2 separate regions of the Homo sapiens genome follow, and region 2 is linked to region 1. Evidence: chromatin contacts called from ENCODE Hi-C or POLR2A ChIA-PET data. All regions are on one chromosome and are shown on one strand. Each heading gives the region's core, a stretch centred on a gene start or an enhancer-like site at or near the end of the contact. The rest is flanking DNA. Distances are from core to core; before and after follow the strand shown.

What was found. A loop is a pair of places that touch in the nucleus more often than their neighbours do. ChIA-PET counts read pairs that join two places held with the same protein, here RNA polymerase II (POLR2A). Pooled maps may share reads with other maps.
Region 2: a pooled map shows a loop between it and region 1 (2.3-fold over the local background). The contact joins two enhancer-like sites. A Hi-C loop is called at or near these places in 2 of 168 maps with a recorded cell type or tissue (CD4-positive, alpha-beta T cell and naive thymus-derived CD4-positive, alpha-beta T cell) and 5 of 50 pooled maps. POLR2A ChIA-PET finds 5 or more read pairs at or near these places in 6 of 52 experiments (GM12878, WTC11, activated B cell and 3 more).

The regions. Positions count from the first base shown.
Region 1 is chr6:17,582,548-17,586,048 of GRCh38, reverse strand. It overlaps LOC102724591 (a long non-coding RNA gene), which reads left to right. Exons shown (of 5, transcript XR_007059485.1): 5 at 162-258. Among named protein-coding and RNA genes, the nearest start is that of FAM8A1, 16 kb to the left of the region's middle. Within about 2 kb of position 1,733, at least 9 of the 41 ENCODE cell types and tissues checked have a DNase peak (open chromatin) inside an H3K27ac peak, as active enhancers do.
Region 2 is chr6:17,662,726-17,666,125 of GRCh38, reverse strand. It overlaps NUP153 (nucleoporin 153), which reads left to right. Exons shown (of 22, transcript NM_005124.4): 9 at 741-887. Among named protein-coding and RNA genes, the nearest start is that of NUP153, 42 kb to the left of the region's middle. RefSeq lists a silencer at 694-988. Within about 2 kb of position 1,710, at least 3 of the 41 ENCODE cell types and tissues checked have a DNase peak (open chromatin) inside an H3K27ac peak, as active enhancers do.

The DNA of each region.
Region 1 (3,501 bases), core at 484-2,983:
GTGGGTATGTGGCCCGAGCTCAGCAGATTGGACTGACTTATGAGGACTTGGAAACTTGAGCCAAGTGATCCAAGGATGGAATAAATGTAGTGCCAGCAGAGGGCCCTTATCTGATAAGAGTGTTGATTAACTCTTGCTACCTATGCTTCCTTTAATTTCAGGAGCTGTGATTGGTTGATTGATTTTGAGGCGGAGTTTCACTCTTGTTGCCCAGGCTGAAGTGCAGTGGCACAACCTCTGCTCACTGCAACCGCTGCCTTCCAGTTTCAAGCGATTCTCCTGCCTCAGCCTCCCAAGTAGCTGGGATTACAGGCGCCTGCCACAACGTCTGGGTAATTTTTGTATTTTTAGTAGAGATGGGTTTCACCATGTTGGCCAGGATGGTCTCGAACTCCTGACCTCGTGATCTGCCCGCCTTGGCCTCACAAAGTGCTGGGATTACAGGCGTGAGCCACCATGCCTGGCCTATTATTTTATTTTTTGAGATGGGGTCTCGCTCTGCTTCCCAGGTTGGAGTGCAGTGGCATGATCATGGCTCACTGCAACTTTGACCTCCCCAGGCTCCGGTGATCCTCCCACCTCAGCCTCTCAAGTGTCTGGGATTACAGGTAAGTGCCACTATGCCTGGCTATATTTTTGTGTGTTTTTTTTGTAGAGACGGAGTTTCTCCATTTTGGCCAGTTTGGTGTCGACCTCCCGGGCTTAAGCGATCCACCCACCTCAGCCTCCCAAAGTGTTGGGATTACAGGCGTGAGCCACTGTATCCAGCTTGTGATATACTTTTAATAAATTTCTCTTAAACTTAAATTAGCAAGTGCTTGTTTATCATCCTTCCAATTAGAGAACCTGGATTCGGCCATTAGGAAGTCAAGGGTGGCATTCATTGGGAAGTTTCATGGGGTGAGAGGTGAAAGGCTGGCTGATGGGGGAATGGAAGTGAGAAGTAGAAATAATTGCATTCTAATCTTTAAGGAGTTGTTTTTTGGGGGAAGAGAAGCTGTTAAAGAAGTAGCGAACTATTTTTAACCACGCTTGAACCCATCGTTTGATAGGGTGACTGAAAAGAGAGTTCCTGAAACTTGGGCAGCCATAAATCTATTGTTTTGTTATGAATTTCTCTAATTTTTAGTGAGATAAACTTACTTTTAGTTTATCAACATATTTCAACTATTCTTACTAGTCATATATGGCAACCCTGCCCCAAGATGTCACATTGGTCTCTAAAGTGTTTCCTTCAGAGTAAGGTTCATCTGATTTGATACACTGATAGGAAGCAAGTTGTAAAAAATAAAGCCACTACGGAAGGCTTCTTTTGTAAATAAGATACCCAAGCACCAAATCAATGATTACACTGAAAAATAACTTGATTTTGGTACTAACTTTTGGAAATACACATAAAATAGGCTTTCTCTTCTCCAGCCTAACGTGGATTGAATTGCTATACTGTGTAATGATTTTCTGCCCCCTAATGGTTGTTCAAAAGCATTAAGAAATTTGTCATCTGCTTGAAAACATTTTCTATTATAAGAAAATATTTTCTTTATAGCACATTTTTAATTTTATTTTAGGAATTCGAAATGACTTAGAAATGTGTCATCATTCACAAGAGGCCCGTGTTACTCTTAAAAATAGGCCGATCTCATAAAACAACTGCGAACCTCATTATATAATGTGAACAGACAGGATTTTAGGCAACCAGTAGGTGGAGGAATTTCCAAAGCTAAGAACACCACAGGCTCCAAAACCCAACTTCAGAGCTGAGGGCCTTAAAGTAATCTGTTCAGCCTTCTCCGCTTTATACTAATAGAAGACTGTGGAGCAGCTCTGAGATATATGCTCATAGAAGTACATCGCCCATGATATTCTGGCAAAAGGAAAGACTATTTTAGATTAGGATTGGATTTTACTTGTGAAATATGAGATTGGGGCCAAGAGAAAGCATTGCTTTGGGTAGGGATAGCATGAGATTAAAAAACTGAAAATAAGTCGAGTGTGTGAAGAAAATGACTGTGACATACGAGAGGAAGGAAGCCAACAAGAGAGTGCCGTGGGTAGATGCTAGAAAGGGTGACATCATGCAGAAAGGTCAGGGAGGGAGGCTGAGTTTGGCTTTGGTCCAGTCAGCAATAGAAGGCTATTATGAAAGACAAACGTAAATATTTGTAAAATATAGTGTTGGTACAAACAAATATAAAAAAACATTGAGTTGCTTCTGCTGCTCCTTCCTTTTTTAGACCTGGAAACAATGAATCCAGAGGGAACAGCCACAGACGCTCCTGAGCACGTCAGTTTAGGCCTTCTGTGCCTAACGCAATTTCTTCCCTTAGAATTTGACCCTTGCCTGTGTCACCCAGCACTCATCCCATACCTCCTCCTGACCTCCCTGCAAGGTGGAGCCCACCAACCTGATCGCTGATCTTACCCTCCTCGTTAAGACTTACTCTATTACATCATCTTATCATTGACATGAAGTGGAGACCCAATGCCTGGCCAGTCTGAAGCTGTACACACGTAGGACATTAACTGAAACCTCAACTAAACCTCATCAAATTCCCACTTACTCTGGCTCCCCTTTCTCTATTTTTTAATTAAAAATTTTTGTATTATTCCTATTCTATTTTCCTGCAAACAGAGGCCCCCCTTCTTCTTGCACTCAAAAAATTCCACAATTCTCCTGGTTTCTTCATTTTCCCTCTTTTCACAGGCCTATATACTCTTCCATGTTTAATATCCTGGCTCATTTTATTCTTACTAACCATGAGAACTTATCTTTTTTATTCAATAGACTGTCCTCACTCTTGATCAATTTTATGCACTTAAATAGGCCATGTCATGTTTTTGCACATCAGACTGGAAAAATGACTAAGAGAGGTGGTATCCAGAGTTGACGAGGTTTGGAGAAAAACAGGTTCAGTCATTTGTGGAAGTATAGGCTTAGACATTTTTCGAAGGATAATTAGGCAGCATCCACCCAAATTCAGAATATCTGAGCCTTGTGAATCCTTAATCCTTTTAGAAATCTACCTTACAGAAATATGAGCACTAGAATAGAGCAATACAAGTCAAGCGTATTTCCTGTAGGATTATCTACAAAAGCAAAACAAAGAAAATAAATGAGACAGCCATCAAAAATTCAAAAATTAGAAACCAGAATGATAATACTTTTTTTCATTTAAAACAAGGAGTTTAAACAAGATGCTTAACTTGAAGGGAAAACTAGGATTCTTTGTTTTAGAGTAATTTATCCCTAAAGACAGATTGCCCTACACGTAACAGCTACGTACAAAAAAGTATAAAATTGTCCTTGGTTTTACAATGGTAAATGAAAAACATTAAAATTCTCCAACTGAACAAGGTATGCAAGGATTTTTTTTATTTTTTTGTTAAAATAGTGAGAGCAAAATAACTTACTGGAATATAAACGTAAGAGCCGACTGAGCATGCCACTAATGGAGAAAATGGGGTATTTCCACAGCCTCAGTGTTTTTCCCCATCCCGTCA
Region 2 (3,400 bases), core at 461-2,960, 80 kb before region 1:
GCCAGGTGCAGTGGCTCATGCCTGTAATCCCAGCACTCTTTGAGAGGCTGAGGCAGAAGGATTGCTTGAGCCCAGAAGTTTGAGATCAGCCTGGGCAACACAGCAAGACCTAGTCTCCATTTAAAAAAAAAAAAAAAAGCCAGGTGAGTTGCCTCATGTCTGTAATCTCAGCACTTTGGGAGGTTGAGGCAGGCAGATTGCTTGAGCCCAGGAGTTTGAGACCAGCCTGAGCAACATGGCGAGACCCTGTCTCTACAAAAAAAAACCAAAAAAATTAGCCGGGTGTGGTGGCGCACGCCTGTGTACACAGGAGGCTGTGGTGGGAGGATCACCCAGGTCTCACCTACAGTGAGCTGTGGTCTGGGTGACAGAGCAGGAGTCCGTCTCTTAAAAAAAAAAAACAAAAAACTGTAAAAGGTTTGATCTGTAGTGCTGTTTTGAATATAGTTCCATTTTGTATGCATGCATGTGTGTGAAAAGTCATTAAGTCTGGAATGAAATATAGAGTATCCGTGAAGCCATTTTAGAATTATATGTGTGTATATTTATGTGCATAGGTATATGAATACATACCTTAGGTTCCATTATTATCAGTTTTTCCTCTTATTTGTTTGTATCTACTGTATATTTCTCTGGGAAATACTCATGGTCTTTAGGTCATGTTAGCTATTGTCAAAATTTAGATATGAATCATTGATTTATATGAAAATAAATGTTTTTGATTTCTCTTTACCTGTAAGGTGGATTCTCAATATCCTCCTGTTCAGAGACTTATGACCCCAAAGCCAGTTTCCATAGCAACAAATCGAAGTGTTTATTTTAAACCATCTCTGACTCCTTCTGGTGAATTCAGGAAGACTAATCAAAGAATAGATAACAAGTGCAGTGTGAGTATATGTATATTTCTACCAGTCTTTGAATATTGATTAGAATAAGTAAGACTAAATAATGTAAAATATAACTACCATTGTATTCTAGCAACTGTATAACACATAAAGGTTGTGAATTAGTGATGATTATGAATTGGTATGCTTTTAAAATAGCTGTCACCTTGATCAAATTTTTTTTTTTTTGAGACGGAGTCTCACTCTGTCTCCAGGGGTGGAGTGCAATGGCATGGTCTCAGCTCACTGCAACCTCTGCCTCCCGGGTTCAAGTGATTCTCCTGCTTCAGCCCCCCGAGTAGCTGGGACTACAGGCATGTGCCACCTCACCCAGCTAATTTTTGTATTTTTAGTAGAGACAGGGTTTCACTATGTTGGCCAGGCTGGTCTCGAACTCCTGACCTCAAGTGACCCACCTGCCTTGGCCTCCCAAAGTGCTGGGATTACAGATGTGAGCCACCGCGCCTGGCCACTACCTTGGTCAGATCTTAAGTTAGTGTTGACTAGTAAACTCTAGCATGTACCCATTGTTTAGGTTACATAATTTTGCCGGATTTGCTTTATCTGTTTCTTTCATGTGGTGGTGTTGAACTATCTGCAAGTAAATTTCAGACATTATCTTTTGAACCCTAAGTACTTTGATATGCATCTCCTAAGTACTTTGTCCTATATTATCCCATCTAAGAAAATTAATTCTAATTCCTTAAAATTATCTAATATCCAGTCCATATTGAAACGTTTTTCATAATTGCTTTTTTGAACCAGGACTCGAGCAAGGTTCAGATACTGCTTTTGGTTTTGTTTTTCCAGACCTCAAACCCTCACCCTGGCCACATTGGTTTCTGTTTCTTGAGATAATTCACATATCATACAATTCTCCTATTTAAAGTTTTCAATTCAGTGGTTTTAGCATGTTTGGAAAACACTTTATAAATAAAGTGGTGTCTGTGAGTTGTTCAACTGTTAAGCCATCATAATGGTAAATTTTAGAACATTTGTATTACCATCTCTCCCACCCTTTGAAAATCTCATACCCATACCCGTCAGTAGCCACTTAGCATAGTGTTTTCAAGGTTCATTCACGTCGTAGTATGTATCAGTACTTCATTTTTTCCCTTTTTATGGCTGAATAATATTTCATTGTAAGGAATACTAGATTTTGTAGATATTTCATTGTATGGATATACTAGATTTTGTTTTATCCATTAATCACTTGAAGGACATTGGGGTTGGTTTTACTTTTTGGCTGTAATGAATAATGCTCCTGTCAACATTTATGTATAAGTGTTTTTTTGTGTGTTTGTGTGTGTGGACATGTTTTTATTTCTCTTGGGTTTATACCTAGAAATAGAATTGCTGGATCATAGGTTTTTGAAGAGACCAGGCCAGTTGTCTTATAAAATGTCCCATAATCTGGGTTTGTCTGGTTTTTTGTGTCATTTAACTTGTATTTATTTTGTTTACTTAACACCTTATTGTTTATGCCTTTAGTTATATTTTATCTCATTTCTAACAACTCAATTTATTGAAAACCTTGAAACTTAGAAAGATTAGTACAGTGATTTGCCATGTATTTCTTTATGTTGATTCACCAGTCATTAACATTTTGTCATATTTGCTTTATCTCCCTCCATACTTTTAAGTTAACATTAAAATTTTGAAAAATATTTTGAACATAGTGTGATCATGGTGGCTCATGCCTATAATCCCAGTGCTTTGAGAGGCTCAGGCAGAAGGATCACTTGAGTCCAGGAATTCAAGACTAGCCCAGGCACCATAGCAAGACCTTATCTCTAGAAGAAATAAAAAAATTAGCCAGATGTGGTGGTGCGTGTCTGTAATCCTAGCAAGGCAGGAGGTTGCGGTAGGAGGATCACGTGAGAGCCCAGGAGTTCGAGGCTAAAGTGAACTGTGATAGCACCACTGCACTCTGGCTTGGGTGAGAGAGTAAGACCCTGACTCAAAATATATATATATATATGTGTGTGTGTGTGTGTGTGTGTGTGTGTATTTTTTTCTTTTTAGCATAATATTGGACTTCTACAGATTTGCAAGAAAAATTTCATGAACTTCACATTTTACTACATTTGCTCTATCTTTTTCTCTGTGTTCTTATTAACAAGGAGTTCCCTTACATAATGCATAGCAGTGGTCAAACCCAGAAACTTAACATTGGCACAACACTGTAATCTACAGATTCTATTTACATGTTGTCACTTGGCCTAAAAGAAGAAATTCTAACATCATGTCTTGCATTTAGTTGTCATGTCTCTTCATCTCCTTTAGTCTAGAACAGTTCCTTTTGTTTTTTGTTCTTGTTGTTTTGTGTTTCACAATATTGATAATTTTGAAGTATAGAAGCCAGTTATTTTGTAGAATGTTCTGCAGTTTTATGATTGTCTGATGTTTCCTCATGATTAGATTTCAGTTACCTACTTTTGGCAGTGAAGACCGTTGAGGGAGTGTGCTGAGCTGTTCTCACTGTTCAGAAGGCACAGGCTACCAGTTTGTCCCAT